Linked DNA regions of Mus musculus: region 2 is linked to region 1. A link is a loop called in an ENCODE intact Hi-C map of the cell type or tissue named here. Cell type or tissue: left cerebral cortex. All regions are shown on one strand.

Region 1 (4,000 bases):
TTTTCCTGAGTGAAATCTAGAGATGGTCCTAGGAATTCCAGGGATGAGTAGATTTAGTTAAGGAATTGCTCTAGTATCTGTTCCTCCATCTTCCCAATTCATTTGCTACCCAAGCACAAAAGTCCTATGTGTGTTGGGAATCGAAATAGTATATTCTGAAAATAGGGGTTTTTAAAGAACATTTGGTAGATTTTTATTTTTACAAGATGAAAAGTCCTAGAGAAATGTTTTTATAATAATGTGAATGTATTTAATACCAATTGTGTCAGCTTTCTGATTTAATAACCCAGTATCGGAGACAATCAACCTTTGATAAGTTTATTTTAGTTCTTGGTTTCAGAGGCCTCAGTCCATGGTCACTTGACACTTTCTATTGTTGCAGGATTTTCCCTGTCCAATCACATTAGGACAGTGGGGGGCCTGTGATTGGACAGGAAAAGGGAGGCGGAGCTAGGAGTTGGGGAGACAGAGAGGTCGCAGAAGACAGAGGTCGAAGGAGGAGGAGGAGAAGCCAACATGGAGGCAGATAGTCAGGAAGAAGATCCCGATCCCATGTGGTTTTAAACAGCAACTAGTAGCTAAGATTTTCACAAGGTTAGAATAATTGGGGTAAAACTTTTATCATTATCAATTGGCTCTGAAATTATTGTATTGGCATCTTGTAAATTGTGATCTTATTGTTATATAAATCTACTTGGATAATTAAGCTTTAAGAGTGATGTTTCTACTGGATAATTAGGTGTTGAGATGGCTTTTCATAGGGTGTGTGGGGTGTTGCATGGAAGTGTGAGGAACTTGTGGGGGACATCTTAGAGATGGCCCAGTGGGAACCCTGTGGCCCTGTGGGGCGAAGAGTTGACTGCCAAGAGACTGAGCAAGTGAGATCACCTGACATGGGGGTTAGCCCTAGAGAGTTGGTAGCGGCAGGCAGGAGCATAGCCTGGCCTGGCTGAGAATTGGCGTGTTCATTTTATAATATTTCCCTCAACAATCTATTGCTTTGGGCCAAATGGTAACACAGTATACTATGACTGAAACACATAGAAGGAGGCGAATTTACCTTATGGCAGCCAGGGGGCAAAGAGATAGATGGGAATGGGCTCAGATCCCCTTTAAGGGTACTCTCCTAGCCCCCAGATGACAGATTTGGGGCTAGATTTCCTCCACTAGATTCCACATTAGAAACATTAGACCTCACTGCAGCATCACACACTAGGCAAGCTTTTGCATTATTGGCCTGTGAGGGACACTTAGAATTGGAACTGTAGCACTAATGAATGAAGGCTAAGATGGATTGCTGGTGGCTCTCCTGTCTTGCTGCCAGCCTGCTGCCCTGTCTAGTGTAGGGAGTACACTTTTCTTTCTGTTGCAAAAACAATAAGGGCATCAAGATGATAAATTTTATGTTATGTGGAATTTTTTTCTTCTAACATAAAGACAATCAGATCTTACTTACTCATTGCCTGTAACTAATTTATTTTAAAACCTGAGCCACATAACCAGACTGTCACTGTCTGTGATCCTGTGTAAAGATTCCATGTCGTACCTGTCCTTCTAATTTTCTACTGCTTTGCTAAGTCCTTTAGGCACTTTAGTCTGTTACACCGCCACAACCAGAGAATGGAGTTTTGATTTGTAATACAAACCAAGTAAAACCTATGACTAGCAGTCTCTGGAGCTCCTTCAGTGGTACAGACTTGAAGAGGGGCCTTTAATGATGCCCTGCCTGCCATGTTGCTGTCTGGGATCCAGGAAGGCAGGTAGACAGCAGTCTGAATTGCATTTGGTATTTCCTGTGTTCCAATGCCTGGATGTAAATGAGAGATGAGCATTTCAATTTGGATGATCTGGCTGGGTTCCTAAGCCGAATGGCTGCGCATATACCATAAACACCGTGAAGAAGCAACCATGGAAACACTTGTTTTCTTGTTGAGCTAAATTTACTCTGGGTTGAATATTAACACAGCTCCTGGCAGGACTTTAAAAGCAAAAATAGCTTAAGCGTGATTCACTCTGAGTCACTGCTGGTGCTGAGCTGCCTGGTGCTTGACATTGAACAAGTTGGCAGCCTGCATTGCTACATTTTTTCTAGGAACTCTGAACACATTTCATTCTTGTGAATTTGCTTGTGCAATGATATTAAATAGAGTAATATGTTTACTTTGTTTCTAAGTCAAATGAATTTGAGAATGGCGAAACTAAAGTATTTTTCTTGGGCTTTCTGGAAAAGCAAGCTTCTCAGAATTCTGTGGTTTCTTTAACAGTTTATTTTATAGGAGATTAGTAAAATATGGAAATTTTAGATTAGATACTGGGGCTTCTGGAAGTTTTGTTAAAAAGTCTAGTAGTACTATTAAGCAGGATTCATTAATCTTCTGTCCTTACCAGACAAGGTGATTGTGCCATTCACAAAGCTCTTTCCTTTTCTTTCTTACCAGGGGAGGGAGGGAGGGAGGCAGGCGGTACTGCAGCCTGCTGTACACTCAGCTAGGCGGTTAACTTAGGAAATACTTTTCTTATTTGAGATTATATAATGGGAAGTTCATGGGTTTTGAAAGGCAGACCAGACCCACCCAGGGGATCTCTGTTGGCTCTTTAAAGGCCTCCCTCACATGCCTTTCCCTGAGTCAACCCAAGTGGCTGCTAAATCGTGAGTAGCCTGTTGGCTGACTGTGGGAAAACCTAGGACAGAGCAACTCGCCTCATCCATGATCAGCTAGGGCTGAGTCTAGAACGCTATATGAGAATGGTTTTCCCTTGATGTTGCAATTTCTATTTTAACATGTTTTTGTTTAGCTTTTGGAGTTGCCCAACAGTGTAATTTCAATTGAGGTTTAGTTTCAGCTCTTCCAATTTTTTTTTTCTAATTTAAAGACACTATCATTTTGTCTTAGAACTTCAATGACTTATATAAAAAATGGTTTTCCTATGATAGTCTTAAAACCAAAAGGAGCCTAGCCTAATTTTTGATAGTATTTTGAAATTATTTTACCATAAAATTGTACATTAGAAGATGCAACTCTGGTAGAGAATTTCAACATAGTTGCATAAATTGTGTTTCATATTACAACTTGTTCTCTGCTTGACTTCACTGAAATTAATAAAAGAACCCTTTCAGAAGGATCTGGTGAGTTAGCTTTGGTTTTTTTTTTTTTTTTAAAGAACTTACTCATAGTGTATCCTGTGTTGCTAAGTTTTCAAAGTTACCCATTTCAACCACACCCAAACCCTTTCAGAGGCTTGAAATCTCTTTACTCAGATGTCTTCCCAGTAAAGATTGGGGATCTCTGTGAGTTCCAGGAGATGCGTGAGGACTGTGTAAGAGCTAATGCTTGGTGATGGAGCTGCTGCTGAGTCTTGGATACAACACACAGTTCCTTATTCTGCAGTCAGAGATCCCTTACAGCTTTCTGACTCCGGCCTTGTGGCTGCTGGGAATATCCCTGAGGTGTTTTGTCTCAAAAGGATCCATGCCTTGGAGCTAGAGAAGGGAGAATGGGTTTTTACCATAGCATTCTCCTGGCCCACGGTTGTGCATATTCTGCTGATAGCTGTGTTTTGGAGGCAGGTGAATTTTTGGCATGTCCTTAAAGTAAGTACTACAGGGTTTAGGTAAATCAGCCCTTTCAGATTGTAAACTAAAAGGTTATTAGCCTAGCTGAGTCTCAGCATAACCCGATAGTACTCTGTTACTGCAGATCAGACACACCCCTGTCCCTCTGCCCCCAAGTACCCACCGCGTGTGTGTGTGTGTGTGTGTGTGTGTGTGTGTGTGTGTGTGTGTGTGTGTGTGTGTGGTGTAGAAAAGGTCTTAGGTGTAAGAGTTCAGGCAAGATCCCTATAAGAAAGAACTTGTATACTCATTAAATCTGGGTTTTACAGACTGGGTAACTGTTAAATTTATTTGGTCAGTGCAGTTTCATTTTTCTGCTTCTGTTCATTTGTGTAGTAGCCATTTATTGAACCTTACTATGCCAGAAATTAGGATATTTTTTAAAAG
Region 2 (4,000 bases), 68 kb before region 1:
GGCTGCTGTTCTTGCATTAAGGCATCTCCCCCGCCTGATGTGTAGTAAGTGCTCAGTAACCATTGGCAGGTAAAGGAGTTTCTGAACTTGGAAAGGGGTGTCTGCAACCCTTCTCACTGAGGTCTGAATTCTGTGGGTTCGGCTGGTTGCTTTGTAAGTTAATATATACCTGAAACTTTTTAGTTCTGAGGGCAAGATGATTTTAGGATTTGGACTAGTTATATTTGCAGATGAACTATCTACTCTGTAATGGATTTAGTTAAAAATATAGCTGGTTAGTGCTTATGCCAAGCCAGGCTCTTCTTTGAGCACTGTACCTACATGCTAACAACTTTATGAATTTGGTACTATTCTTTATCTTTTTCTTGTTTTAAAAGGTTTGCATTTTATTTTTATGGGTATGAGTATTTGCCTGCATAAATGAGTGTACACTACATGCATTCCTGGTGCTGATGGAGGCCTACGAGGGTATCAGATCTCCTTGATCAGGCGTTATAGGCTTTCCTGAGTTGTCATATGGGTGGTAGGAATCGAACCTTGGTCCCCTGCAAGAATCACAAGTGTTCTTAACCACTCAGCCACCTCTCCAGCCTTCAGTACTATTCTGATACCCATTATAGAGGTGTGGAAACAGTCTTTCCAAAGACTACACAGTCCACAAGAAAGAAATCAAGCAGACTGCCCCTTCAATTATGTGGTGTGCAGCTTCCCACGTCTGGGTTATTATGTGATGGGAGGGCTGTGGGGAGGCAGATGGCAGGAAGGTGGAAAGTCCTCCAGGATTTCTCCTGGACTTTGGGAAGAAACCAGCTGCTGACTGGTTATATCATACACCTGATACTGCACACTTACTTCTAGTGGGAGGCAGTTATAACATGGGCATTCAGTTTTAATTTTACCACACTAATATCTGTGTGGAGGAATAATTACAACTTTGAAGTTCAGTGTAGTGAGAAGTAACCAAGTTTCTATTAAACATTGCTCAAGCACTGAGTAAGTCATTAAATTCAACTCCTGATGAGTGTAGATTGCTTAATATCTGTCTGTCAGGAGACACACAGATAGACAGATAGATGTCACTAGATGTAGGTAATTGGATCTGAGTTTACAGAGAATTCAGGTTTTGGTTTGATTTTGACACAGAAGTTGAGAATATTGTTTATACTGTCATCTGTTTGTATTTCTCAAAAAAAAAGGTAAATGTCTTTTACAGAAAATATGGAAGAATCAAGTTCTCATATAAAGAGATCTGGAAATAACTTATTCCCAGTCTTTAGAAAATAAACTTTTCTGGCTGTGTGTGCCATTTAGTCTAAGGAATTTAAACTAAAGTCAGGCAACCCTTGCCACCATCCTTCTTCTTCGCCAAAATGGTCTGTGTATTTAATGACATTTCGTGTTTATCAGATTCTTCTAAGTGTGTGAGTCATGTTGACTCACAGTCAGCAATCCTTAGCAACACTAAATGTCTGCTTTGTCTTAGCTTGGTAAGTCACTAATAAAATACATGCTGCTGAATTTAATCAACTCCATGTAATTGGTTGTTTCTGTTCAGACATGCTTGTGTGTGGCTTTGTAGAATAGAAAAATTAACCTGATCCCACAGTTTTCTTGTTGTTTGTTTAGAACAAAACTTTAGAAAGCAGCTTGACCCTGGACAAAGCCGTGCAGCTGATTAGATATGCAGGTGGGAAGAATAAGTAGGTGACATTTGTCTTGAGGGTGTGTCTCTCTAGTGTGTGTGTGCACACATGTCCTACTTGTAAAAGTAAAGAGATTTTATGGGTTGATAAGAGCTGGAATACTAGGTCCTCTTCTGGACAGTAGAGAGATGTTAGAGAGGGGACCTTATATCTGAGATCATAGGGAGCTTTCAACAAGGGCACCTCAGAAATCCATGTGAGGTGTAGTGAAGTTCAAGGTCTTTGTATGTGGTTTGCTTGGAGAGACAAGGAGGGCAAAGCCTACATTTTGATGTTTTAGTGAAGGCTGGGCTAGTAAAGGCCTAGAGACTGTGAGTGACTTTCAGCTCTATTTCCCAACCCCCAGAGCTGGACCTCAGGGAAGTTTATTCCATGGGCTGCAGGCACAGCACCCCTGTGGTTAGGGAAGGCCCTGTTTAGAATAAGTAGGTCCAGAAGTGTACCTCTTACCCCCCCTCCCTCACTGACCTGGTTGCCGGTCTGGAATGGCAGTTGGGTTGCTCTGTTGATCATGACCAGGTGGACAAGGATATGCCATGATAAGAACTGCTTCCCCCACCTGCTTCTGCTTTTCAACCAGTGGCTTAGAAAATACTGAACAAACAGGCATGAGTCAACCCTGGATAGTACTGCATCTGAATGGGGAAAATAAATATCTCATGCTCCCATACTGCGCTACATAAAGACAGCATATTGCCATGCTTGTCACCTAGTTCTTAGCCACAAGTTGGAAGTTATTCCTCCTTAAGAGTCCATGTCCATAAAAGCAGCTTACTTGCCTCCTGCCCTCCTTTCTCAGACCAGTCTCTACTTTTGCCACGCTCTTCTACACCGGGACAACTGGCATCAGTGGCTATGGTTTCGCCTTCAACATTCATATTTGTTCCCGCCTCAGCCCATTATCTTCCTCTCATTAAAGCCTATAAATTTTGTTTGAAGTTGGGTTTGATTCTAGCACTAAGTCACCCATTTCTGCTTAATATACCTTCAATGCTCTTTCAGTGCTTCAAAGCAGGGAATAGTAAGAGTTATTGCTGTTGGTGCATTTTAGCATTGAGTAACAGATGACGTGTCTAATGAATAGCGTGGCTGCTGAGATTGCATAATTATAGGTTTGTCTGCCTTTAGGAAAACCATAAGCAGGCCAGCTTCATCCAGTTAGAGACTTCTCCAATTATGTAAGCATGAGAGTATTTCATTCTAAAATGAAGCCTTCTTCCAGTGATTCTGTTATTCTTTGTCTTGGGGTGGGGGTTGTTTTGTTTTATTTTGTTTTTTTGGGAGTTTGCCCCTGAGTAGGAAAAACAAAAACAAACAGAAACTGTCCTCAAGGGATGAGTTGTTTTGTGGCTCTTTCTGGACTAAGCCACACTTAATAATGTACATGAGGTCGTGCAGGCTACAGTGGTTCTGCATAGTGTTAGAAATAGGTCTGATTGGCATTGTTGGGTAGGTTTGTAGAACAGCCTAATGCTGGCATGCTTACAGACAGCTAGAATTTTATAGTGCAAAGCAGGGATTATCTGTGCCCTCTGGACTTGGTTTGCTGGGGTGGAGGTAGGGGGACATATTTCAGCTAGTTGTACTAACTTTAACTTCTTGGAACAATTTCTTAATTAATGTGCCAGGTGACAGGTTTCCCAGAGGCCTTGAGTTGCTCCCGTGGGTCTTCTCCATGTGTGCATTGGCTTGGAAATCAATATTCATTAAGTTCATGTAGATTCATTCAGTTACTGAGAGAAAGGGTTGGATCTAATACATTTGTAGGATGACATATTGAAGGAATTTCAATATTCCCACTTCTCTCAGACCTTGTTTACCTGGGGGAGAGCAATTAGATATATGTAATAAAAGTTATTTCTGATCATGAGTGCTGCTTAGGTTTTTTTGTAGGACTCTTGTTCCCCACCATTTCTCTATAGTTCTCTTTGTGACCTGACAGGAAGTTTGTAGTAGTTTCTGTCTGTGTGCTTGGTTGCTAGTGTTTAGACTCGTGTACCCTTGATTTTTCAGCATCTGGACTTGGCTGATGTTCTCCTAGCATTCAGTCGGTGACGTGACTGTTGTCATAGCACTTTAAACTACATGTGAGGATGGGAAAAGATGCTTTCTCTGTGTTAAAACTTAGTGTATGTCTAACCTGGGGGAAGCATTTATTTTCTTACTCATTTCTTCTATTTGAGAAATTTAGACAGAGCCTTTCAGAGTAGGTCCCCTAAGCCTCCAAGTCAAATTCCCAGTAGCCTACTTAGAAGTATAGTTCTAAGGGTCTAAACTGGAAGCTCAGCTGACGCTCA

What was found. A loop is a pair of places that touch in the nucleus more often than their neighbours do. Peaks named below come from ENCODE experiments on the same cell type or tissue, not always from the same donor. Only the 100,000 strongest peaks of a DNase experiment are listed, where the experiment ranks them.
Region 2: a loop joins it to region 1, with 4 times the contacts of the local background. A loop is called at or near these places in 2 of 42 quality-filtered maps.

Annotation. Positions count from the first base shown.
Region 1 is chr15:59,478,755-59,482,754 of GRCm38, forward strand. The region is part of intron 4 of Nsmce2 (NSE2/MMS21 homolog, SMC5-SMC6 complex SUMO ligase); the gene reads left to right. Among named protein-coding and RNA genes, the nearest start is that of Nsmce2, 110 kb to the left of the region's middle. In left cerebral cortex, no CTCF peak of the experiment used is centred here; DNase peaks (open chromatin) are centred at 1,974 and 2,596; H3K27ac peaks cover 2,144 bases.
Region 2 is chr15:59,410,614-59,414,613 of GRCm38, forward strand. The region is part of intron 2 of Nsmce2 (NSE2/MMS21 homolog, SMC5-SMC6 complex SUMO ligase); the gene reads left to right. Among named protein-coding and RNA genes, the nearest start is that of Nsmce2, 38 kb to the left of the region's middle. In left cerebral cortex, no CTCF peak of the experiment used is centred here; no DNase peak of the experiment used is centred here.